Linked DNA regions of Homo sapiens: region 2 is linked to region 1. Evidence: chromatin loops called from intact Hi-C (ENCODE). Cell type or tissue: lower lobe of right lung. All regions are shown on one strand.

Region 1 (5,000 bases):
GGGGCTGCTGCCTTTCTTTCAGAGATGCCCTGCCCAGAGAGGAGGAATCTAGAGAGGCAGTCTGGCTACAGCAGCTTTGCTGAGCTGAAGTGGGCTCCACCCAGTTCAAACTTCCTGACAGTTTTGTTTACACTGTGAGGGGAAAACTGCCTACTCAAGCTGCAGTAATGGCAGACACCCCGCTCCCCACCAGGCTCGAGCATCCCAGGTCGACTTCAGACTGCTGTGCTGGCAGCAAGAATTTCAAGCCAGTGGATCTTAGCCTGTTGGGCTCCATGGGGGTGGGATCTGCTGAGCAAGTCCACTTGGCTCCCTGGCTTCAGCCCCCTTTTCAGGGGAGTGAATGGTTCTGTCTTGCTGGCGTTCCAGGCACCAGTAGGGCATGAAAAAAAACTCCTGCAGCTACCTCAGTGTCTGCCCAAACAGCCGCCCAGTTTTTGTGCTTGAAACCCAGGGCCCTGGTGCTGTAGGCACCCAAGAGAATCTCCTGGTCTGTGGGTCATGAAGACCATGGGAAAAGCATAGTATCTGGGCCGGAATGCACAGTACCTCATGGCACAGTCCCTCATGGCCTCCCATGGCTAGGGGAGGGAGTTTCCCAATCCCTTGTGCTTCCTAGGTGAGGTGACACCCCACCCTACTTCTGTTCACCCTCCATGGGCTACACCCACTGTCTAACCAGTCCCAGTGAGATGAGCTGGGTACCTCAGTTGGAAATGCAGAAATCACTCACCTTCTGCATTGATCTCACTGGGAGCTGCAGACTGGAGCTGTTCTTATTCAGCCATCTTGCCATTCACCTCAGGATTTTGTACAGTCTGAATGTGGGAGGCCGAGGTGGGCGGATCAACTGAGATCATGAGTTTGAGACCAGCCTGACCAACATGGTGAAACCCCGTCTTTACTAAAAATACAAAAATTAGTCAGGTGTGGTGGCATGTGCCTGTAATCCCAACTAGCTGGGGGCTGAGGCAGGAGAATCACTTGAACCTGGGAGGCAGAGGCTGCAGTGAGCCAAGACCATACCACTGCACTCCAGCCTGGGCAACAGAGCAAGACTCTGTCTCAAAAAACAAAATGAAATAAAACAAAAAGTCATTTTGTAGGTTTGCAAAGCATTTCTCCAAGAGCCCTAAACGATCTGTCACTTTGCTTACCTCAGTACAGTAAGTAAGAAAGTACATGAGAACCTTGGCTACTCAAGCATCACTGGGTTCACCAGAGCAGCAGCAAAGTTTTCTTATAATAACACATTCCACAGCATGGCTACTTCTCCCTTCAGAAATTTGCTGTGTAACTGAGCCTTCCCAGAGCAGGAGAAAGGCAGCTATGGGACAAGGCATGACTCAGTAGTTTCCATAAATCATTTGTTTTTGTTTGTTTGTTTGTGCCAGCAAACTAGCTCTCAACAACCCACTAAAGCGTGGATGAGGAGAGAAGCAACAACAGGAATCCACAGATAACTGCCCAACTGACTTCTGTCTCAGACTTCTCCTTTCTCTTTTAAATAGGCAATGTGCTTTGTTTATGTTTGACAGCTCAGCAGTGGCTAAGCATGTTGGGCACAGAATCTCTTTCACTTCCACATTGCCCAGTTTCCCAGAAACTAGGCTCAGATCTCTTAAGCCACAACAAAGAGATGCCCCTTTAGCAAACTGACCCCCTTTATCACCACAGGAGTTTCTGTATTTTCAAAATGATATTTTCAAAATAGCTATACTATACCACACCTGAGGGAAAAGAGGACATTTTAGACTGCTTGTTTTCAGCCTGAATATATTACCTGTTAGATCCACATGTTTATAAGAGCTAGAAATAATCTGGAAGAATCACCATAGCAGCCCCAACCGCACATTAGCCAGTACCTTCAACATGTGCCCCCATGACTAACGTGACTTACAGGAGATCCACTTCCGTCCTTCCTTGGTAAGGCCCCTTATCCAGACAACCTCACCACTTCCTATTTGGTCAATGAAGAGAATAGATAATGTGTATTACCCCCCTCTGATTGATCAAGTGAATGGACTTTATATGTTTGTGATTTCAAGAGACAGACAGGAAGATAGACATGCATTCACATTGTCTGTCTACACGAAATTGGGGTTAATCATTTTATGTTAGCAAAGCAAAAGTTTTTCATACAAGTGAATGTACATGCACTGATCAGTAAACACATTCTATTTTATTATTAAGTGAAAATGATAAACAGCAATTTTTTAAAAAGCATTGTGCAGTATTCACATATATCAGATCTCTAATAATTGTGGTGCTGACCGTAATCCTCAAAGACACAATCCTGAATGCCATAACTGAATGTTGAAATTCTGAAAGATCAAAATTCCTAAAGTTTAAATTTCTAAAGTTTAAAATCCCTAATGTCTAACTGAATACCCAAAGCTTAACAACAGATTTGGAATTAGGTGCAATCAAGGCTTCTAAAAGTGAATTTCAAGGTGTTATCAATAAAGTTTGTTTTTTCCATTCAGCCCAATGCATTTGTTGGAAAATTCAGATGAGTGAATTGGCCATGCAATATGTTGATGACAACAGCTTTAGTCTAAAAATATGTTATTTGTCTGTATTGGCATTCCTCGCAGCTGATGTAATTATTCCAGGTGTTTTTCATAAATTAAGGCTTCATTTGCCTGAAGAAGCCAGCAAAGTTACTGACTGGTTTGAAAATAATTATACGTACAGTAGGATAAGAAGACATATTAGTGTTTCTGTTCAATCAGCAGTATCGTTTTCACCAAATATGTGGTCTGTAAATGAGTGAATGCAGAATGCATTTCCATATCATTTTGTATCTAAAACAATCTAGAAGCCTGACACAGAAGATGGGAACATTTAATAGGGAATGCTCATGTTAGCATCTATAAAATCATAGGAGAATTTCAAAAAGAGCAGTGCCACATAGAAGATGAATGTGAACGTATTCTTGAGGAGAGCCATGCCCTAAAAGAAACCGAGAAAAGCAGCTATCCATCATGATGCAAGACTTCAAAATACAGTTAATGATCATGAAAGTTGCCCAGCTCTTAGGGACTACCTCCATGCAATTGTCTATCATCTATTCCTGTAATACACTTTTTCATATATCAGGATTTTTTTTTTGGATTTTTTTGGGGGTGTGGGGGAAGTGGGTATGGATTTTTTTGTTTTGTTTGTATAGGTTTTTCCCACTATTTTAAGTTGTCAGCATTATTTTTTAAAATTCACTATACTATGCATTTCATCTTCACATCCTTTCCAATACTGAAGGGATAAATTGTGTAAAGACCTTCACAGAGTTCTAATTCATTTTATACATTTCTTGCAAATTTGACTCCATGGAAGTGCACTATCACCACATTGACTTTGTGTATAAGCATTGTGAGTGTATATAAAAATGTTGAAACTTCCCCAATAAATGAAAAGATGTCCTTTTTGCACATCTGCATTTGTGAAAGATAAAATTTCTCAAGATTTTAGTCCTTTGGGTGACTGTATATATGGAGGTGACCCATAGCAATTTTTGGTTGATCTTGTCAAAAGATCTAATTGTCTATCACAACATTTCAGATGACCACTGTTATATAAACTATTTATTTATGAATACAGTTTATCTGCTTATAAATGTCAATTAGTATACCTGAGTGCTGATGCTTGCACAAATATGTATGCTATTATTTATATGCCTATTTTATTGTGTAAAGTGGCCTATAAAGTGTTCTGTCATGTTTCCCAAATAAATTTTCTTCTAAAGTGTAAATAAACGTCTTTTAAAGAATTTTTAAGTTTTGTTCAGTATTATATTTTCAGGATTTTGATGATCAGGGCTTCAATATTTGAGATTATGGCCTTCAGAATTGTGTCTTTCAAGATTATGGCCCAAACCCAATAAATGCTATCTCCTTAGAGACTCCTTCCCAAACCACTCTACCTAAAATAATGTTACTTTAGGTTCATTACTGTTACTTTCTCTCTCTGTCACTTTCTGTACTCTAACACTACTTTATTTTCTTTACAGAACTTAACATTGTCTAAAATTATTTTGTTTGTCCATTGGCTAATTTATTACTTTTTTCCACTATTGGGGTATGAACTTTAAAAGTAGAAACTTCGTTGAGTTTATGACTTTCTAGGGCCCAAAACAGTTCTTAGCATAGAGTAGATGCTCAGTAAATATTAGCAAATTGGGAGGGGGCATGGGGAATGTTTACATACATATAGAAAATTCTAAACTAGTAAGCAAGAAACTATTGCCAGTGGTTACTTCTGGGGTATTGACCTAAGAAGTCCAAAAACTGGAAGGAGAGCTTTTATTTTTAATTCTATACCTTTGTGAATTACATGACTTTTTACCATGGAGATGTATTTATTTTATAAGAAAGACATTAAAAATAGAAATAAATGTTTGACTATATAAAAATTTAAAATTTCACATGGCAAAAAATATAATAAAGTCAAAAGACAATAGATTAGAAGAAAGAATAATTTCAACACAGCAACCACAAGGGGCACCTAAAAATTGATTGAGAACAGATGAGTCAACAGAAAAATAGGTAAAGAATATGAACAGGCAATTCAGAAAGATAAATTTTAAGAAGGCCAATAAATCAGCAAAAACATACTGATTTCAAGGATGATTCAAGAAATGCAAATTAAGATAAAATACCATTTTTTTATCCATCAGATTGACAAAGTTAAAAATAAACAATACTACTGGCGGGGTGCGGTGGTTCATGCCTGTAATCCCAGCACTTTGGGAGGCCGAGGTGGGTGGATCACGAGGTCAGGAGTTTGACACCACCCTGGCCAACATGGTGAAACCCCGTCTCTACTAAAAATACAAAAATTAGCTGGGCGTGGTAGTAGGTGCCTGTAATCCCAGCAACTCAGGAGGCTGAGGCAGAGAATCGCTTGAACCCGGGAGGCAGAGGTTGCAGTGAGCCGAGATCGCGCCATTGCACTCCAGCCTGGGGGACAAGAGTGAGACTCCGCCTCAAAATAAATAAATA
Region 2 (5,000 bases), 150 kb after region 1:
TCTGGGGCAACTCAATCAAAGAAATTATTTTCCCACAGACGAAGCCAAGAATATCTTAATGGCTTTTTCCTGATTGAGGGATAAATCTTCTATTAATTTATGGCTCAGACCCAAAGCAGTTGTGTCAACTCCACCCGCCCTCTAAAACAATGTGAGAAATGCTTCAAAATTCCACTTATTTTGATGATTTCCCTCTTCCCGTTCCTATTTCTTCTTCTTTTTTCACTCTGTGCTTTCATAGTCCATCCTGATCCTTTTCATCCTACCTCTTCTATTTTCAAATCAATCGCCAACTCCTCAATGCCACGTCCCTACCCCAGGGAAAAGTCTCTGGACGTTCCCAGTTAGAGGGGCTAAAACCTTCTGAAGTGCGACTCCCCTGCACCCCCATGCAGGGTAAAGACCGCGAGAAGAGCTGGATGGCGTCGGAGAGAAGCTGCACCCGCGCTAGCGCCTCACCGCTTACCCTGGCAGCCCTGAGCGACTGGGTGCTGAGACCCAGTGCGACAGTAAATCAAAAGACAGCAGACGGCGAGAAGCCAGTGTCACAGCGACTCACAGTCACTACTGCCCAGCGCAATTATCACGCCCTGGGGGTAATTGCTAAATGGCCCGTGTTTATGGACTCGGCCACCTCGCTCGGCTGATCCCTACAGCCAGCTACTCCCGGCGCCGGAGCAGGGGCGCGCTCCCCCTCGGGAGAAGGTCTGCGAGTGGGTAAACTGACCCGAGGTTCTTTGGGAATTCTGCCCACTGTCGCCTGCGGGACGCCTGATGCTCGAGTCAGTGTGCTACAGATGATTTAGGTAATCTAGGCCGTGCAGAGAAGATGCGAGTTATTCCCAAATCCACTTGCTAACTGCATGTCCTTAGGCAAGTTAATTTAACTCTCTTACCACAGTTTACTTATCTGTAAAACGGGGATAATGTAAGTAATGACCTAACTGGGATTTGGTAAAAGGCAAATGAGCTAATACATATAAAGGTTGTGAAAACAGTGCCTGGTATATGGGCACAACGATTACTAAGAACAGATTGAAAAGTCGTGACTGGTGTTAAAAATTAAGCTGTTATGCAGCTACACTCCGTGACACCTGTTCTGGTGACAACGTGAGTAAAGGGACCTACGTAGCCCTGACCGCCCAGCTTAACTTACAGCTCCTTTGTGTGGGTGTAGCCCAGGCGGGGAAAACAGCGTGGACATGCTTCGTGCTAACACTACCACTACCGGAATGAAGTGCGAGCAGCTAGACCTCTGGCCTCCACCCGAAATGGGCCTCCTGCCTCCGGACTGACTCCCGAGCCATCTTCTCGCTTCCTCTGGCACCGAAGGCCCACAGGGTCCAGCTTTTTAATGGGCCCTTTATCTGCTACAGACCGCCTCGACGAACCGGAATCAAATCTGGGCCCTTGCAAGGACGGAGGCCGAAGTCTAGATCCCGAAGTAAGCCCAGTAGGAAGCGGCGCGGTCCAGACACCCGGGGACCGGTGACCTGTCTGCACTCCCGGCCACGCGGCGCGTCGCTGGGCTGGAATCCCACCTTGCATCCACCGCGCGGGATTCCAAACAGCCAGTATAAACTATCCTCTTACCCCACCACAACAGGGAAGATGGCGGGACCCAGGCTTCCGTGCAAGTTTCCAGAATTATACCTGAGGGTCCGGGCGGCAAGGCCTGCATCCACCTCTCGCCCGGACTTTCGTTTACAGCCGCGCCCTCTAAGGGAAGGTTTATGACCACAGCGCTGCAGAACAGAGTCGGGTGGGCACTATACATGGCCGTGGCGCCTGCGGCCCCAGCTCGCGGCCTGGGGCGCGCTCGCAGGGCCCCATCCTTCTGGTGCGCGGGGCTCTGGAGCCAGAAAGTGTACACAGACCATAAATTTTCCGCCCTGCTCGGCGCAGCTCTCCGAGGTCAGGGGCCGGCCGCCCGCCTCCAACCGCCTCTGCGCGCCTACCCCTTAACTTGCGTCCGGGTAACTGCCGCCGACAGCAAAACGTAGCTGGTGCCCGCTGCAGCGCCTAGCCAGACTGCAACGCCGCCTCATCACTGTTACAGCACCCTAGTAGCGTTGGGACTCGGGGAGCAGCCTGCGGCTCCCCACCGCTGCCTACGAGGCAGGAGTTAGGGAATGGAGTAAAGAGGGAAGAAGGCGAGGCCTGGGGGAGGCCAGGTGAGAATGGAAAGCGAAAGGGATGACTAGGAGCAGGGAGGAAGACGCTTCTGTGGCTTCTGGACCCATTTATGTCTTTCTATCCTGAGGTTTGGGGTGGGAGGTACACAGTAAGTGCACGTGGCGACCGACGTTCGCTTAAAGATGTTTTTGCACTTGGGCCCTCTCTTCCTTCGGCTGTGAACCTTGCATACCGTACAGGGCATACCATACAGGGCATACCATGAATGCGCTTTCCCTGGGGATGCAGCGAGATGACTTTTAATAGATTTCTCTATGGTTGGGTATACACTAACATTGTAAGGTGAATATTTGAAATAATGATCAGAATAATTCGTCAAAAAGAACAAATCATTTCTTTGAACTTTTTTTCTCCTTGACTGTAGAAAATCGCCGCAGACCACAAGTTCGGAGATTGGAGTAAGAAAGGCAGATTTCTGTCAGAGGCTCGGCCACGCCCCTTACCCGCCAAGTACCTTGATCAAATTACCCAACCCCTCTGCTTCTCAAAATGGCCATCTGTAAGAGAGGAAGAATATCTTCTGCCCTGAGTTGCTGTGATGGTTACATGAGATATAAGACTTTCACCTCTTGTTCAAAGAGTGGAAAAGACTTGTGTCTCTTTCCTCCGTTCTTTACTTGCACGCACCCATAGGTGATTTCAAACGAGTATAGACACTCTCTCCAGCCAGAATGAACTCGCAGTGTCATCGTAGTAATAGTTTAATAACAATCTCCACTTACTGAGCGCCTTCTGTTTGCCAGAACTCTGTCTGTGACTGTGCCCTGTATCAGATATGCGCCCCTAACCTAAAAACTGCCTCTGGGTTGCTGAACAAACTGACAAGAAGAAAGTGGGAAGGCGTAGTTGGAGAGCTAGCTGGAGAGAACACAGGGAGGTGGGATGGTCTCCTCACCACCATTCCTCCGCGATGAGGAAAGCAAAAGAGAAATAAGAGGAAAGAGGTGGGAAAGAAAGTTTTCGATTTTGCTAAAACTTTTAGCTTGGAGGGCACATGTCAGAGCACCTTTGGATCGTTTCAGCTGGAGACCCTTGACGGTCCCTAACCCAGAACCGGTCCAGCATATAGTAGAGGCTCAAATGATGTGCACATCTGTAGATGAGTAACATCGAGGCTGTGAGTGGCCCTTCTGTCCCCAGCATGTCTCCCTTGGCTCTGAGCAATGCTTTTGAGGAGGATGGCACTTTTGTGGGCTTTAAAAAAAAATTATGCAGATCTATTCTAATTTTTAAAAATCTCTTCCTTTCATTACATTTTAGCTAATAGGCTGTCCTCCATCACCTCTGGAGCTGCCTGGCAGCCCTGTCATCCCTTGTCTCAGGTCACACACTCTGTCCTCCATGTCCTCCACGGTGGTCATCTGGAACCAAGCCAGGGGAGTCCCGTTCCTCTTAAAATTCTGAACGGAATCTTGAACAGTACCAGGACGAAAGGAAGCCCAGGGCTCAATGAGCAAAGAGGAAAAAATGAAAAGTGAGAAATGGTGAGGACATACAAAGCAAGGGAGAGTGAAGACCAATGGATATGGGAAAATTCAAATTACAGGTGACATTCCATTTAAAAATTGTGTGTCACACAGCAAGTCTTTAGTTTGACTCTTTCTTTATAGCTTTTCACCCCCATTTTTTTCAGCTACAAAACTGTGCTCTTGGCCTGGAAGAGTAGTCAGCACAGGCTGCAGGGTCCCTGATGGAGGCAAGAAAAAGGAGACCTGGCTTAGATCGCTGAAGCTGACCCAAAGTGGCCTCAAAGAGTCATCTCCTGGGCGCTCCCGACCGGCAACCGACTGACGTAGCGATCAGCTTGGGGGAGGTGGGGGCCAAGGGGCCCGCGCTGACCGTGAACTGAATGAATATTCGGCGGGCAGGTTGGGGATCCGAGACCACGGAAGACCCAGGACCTTCCTATGCTACACCCAAAGCCATTGAGAACGGGGCGAGACCCTGTGACCCCCGAAGGTAGGAGGCCTTGGAGCGAGATCTGAGCCCCAGACCACGAGAGCCTGGCTGCGTAGAGTCTCAGGGACACCTCTTTGGAGGCGTGCGCGGCCCGCATTTCAGCAGGTAGTGAAATTCAACAGTGGCCGGATTGTGATGACGGATGCAAGTCGGGACTGCCAGATAGGGGATCCTATTCGCTCATTAGTTCATTCTTTTGATCTTTCGTTCACTTGCTCATTTCTTGAGCTTCTACCACGTGCTGGGTGCACTCGTCACGCGGATTCTGAGAAACAAAAATAAACAGCCCCGACAAATTAAAACGAGGCTAAAATTTGCAGACTGGGAAATCTCTGGTCGAGGACAGTGGGGATTGAGGGTGGCTAGGGAATTCCGCAGAACAGGCACTTTTGCTCCGCAGAGAGAGGCGGCGGGGTGCAGACGCACTAAGACCAACTCGCCTAGCGTTCTTACCCGCTCTGCGGTGCTCTTCCGTGTTCCAAGAGAGGCTCGGGCAGATCTTAGCGCTCCGCACCCCCGCATAAGTGAGGGACTGGAGAAAGCACAGAAAGCTTTGGACTTCTGTCCTGGTTCTTGACGTTGACCACTAGGGAAGTGACCTTGAGTGAGTCATTCAACCTCCCTACCAGTTGGTTTCCACCTACAACGATGCCCAAATGGTACGCAGACCAGAGTTTCGGCCGCCTGCATCGAGTCCTGCTTGTGAACGCGTTCTCTTGCCTCTCTGTGATGACCTTAGCATCGGGGATCCTAATGGGTCCTCGACCAGATGATTCGCAGCTCCAGGTCCACTCCCGGGGTTACTACCTGGTACTTCTGGGTCGTGTTGCACAGCCTCCTACTGT

Evidence for each region. A loop is a pair of places that touch in the nucleus more often than their neighbours do. Peaks named below come from ENCODE experiments on the same cell type or tissue, not always from the same donor. Only the 100,000 strongest peaks of a DNase experiment are listed, where the experiment ranks them.
Region 2: a loop joins it to region 1, with 3 times the contacts of the local background. A loop is called at or near these places in 9 of 110 quality-filtered maps.

The regions. Positions count from the first base shown.
Region 1 is chr1:221,042,934-221,047,933 of GRCh38, reverse strand. LOC101929750 (a long non-coding RNA gene) reads right to left here and starts at 820. Exons shown (of 7, transcript XR_001738479.2): 1 at 734-820. RefSeq lists an enhancer at 468-537. In lower lobe of right lung, no CTCF peak of the experiment used is centred here; no DNase peak of the experiment used is centred here.
Region 2 is chr1:220,891,222-220,896,221 of GRCh38, reverse strand. No RefSeq gene overlaps it. Among named protein-coding and RNA genes, the nearest start is that of HLX-AS1, 14 kb to the right of the region's middle. RefSeq lists enhancers at 1-122, 1,780-2,419, 3,506-4,051, 4,052-4,597. In lower lobe of right lung, no CTCF peak of the experiment used is centred here; DNase peaks (open chromatin) are centred at 2,015 and 4,633; H3K4me3 peaks cover 1,014 bases; H3K27me3 peaks cover 4,700 bases.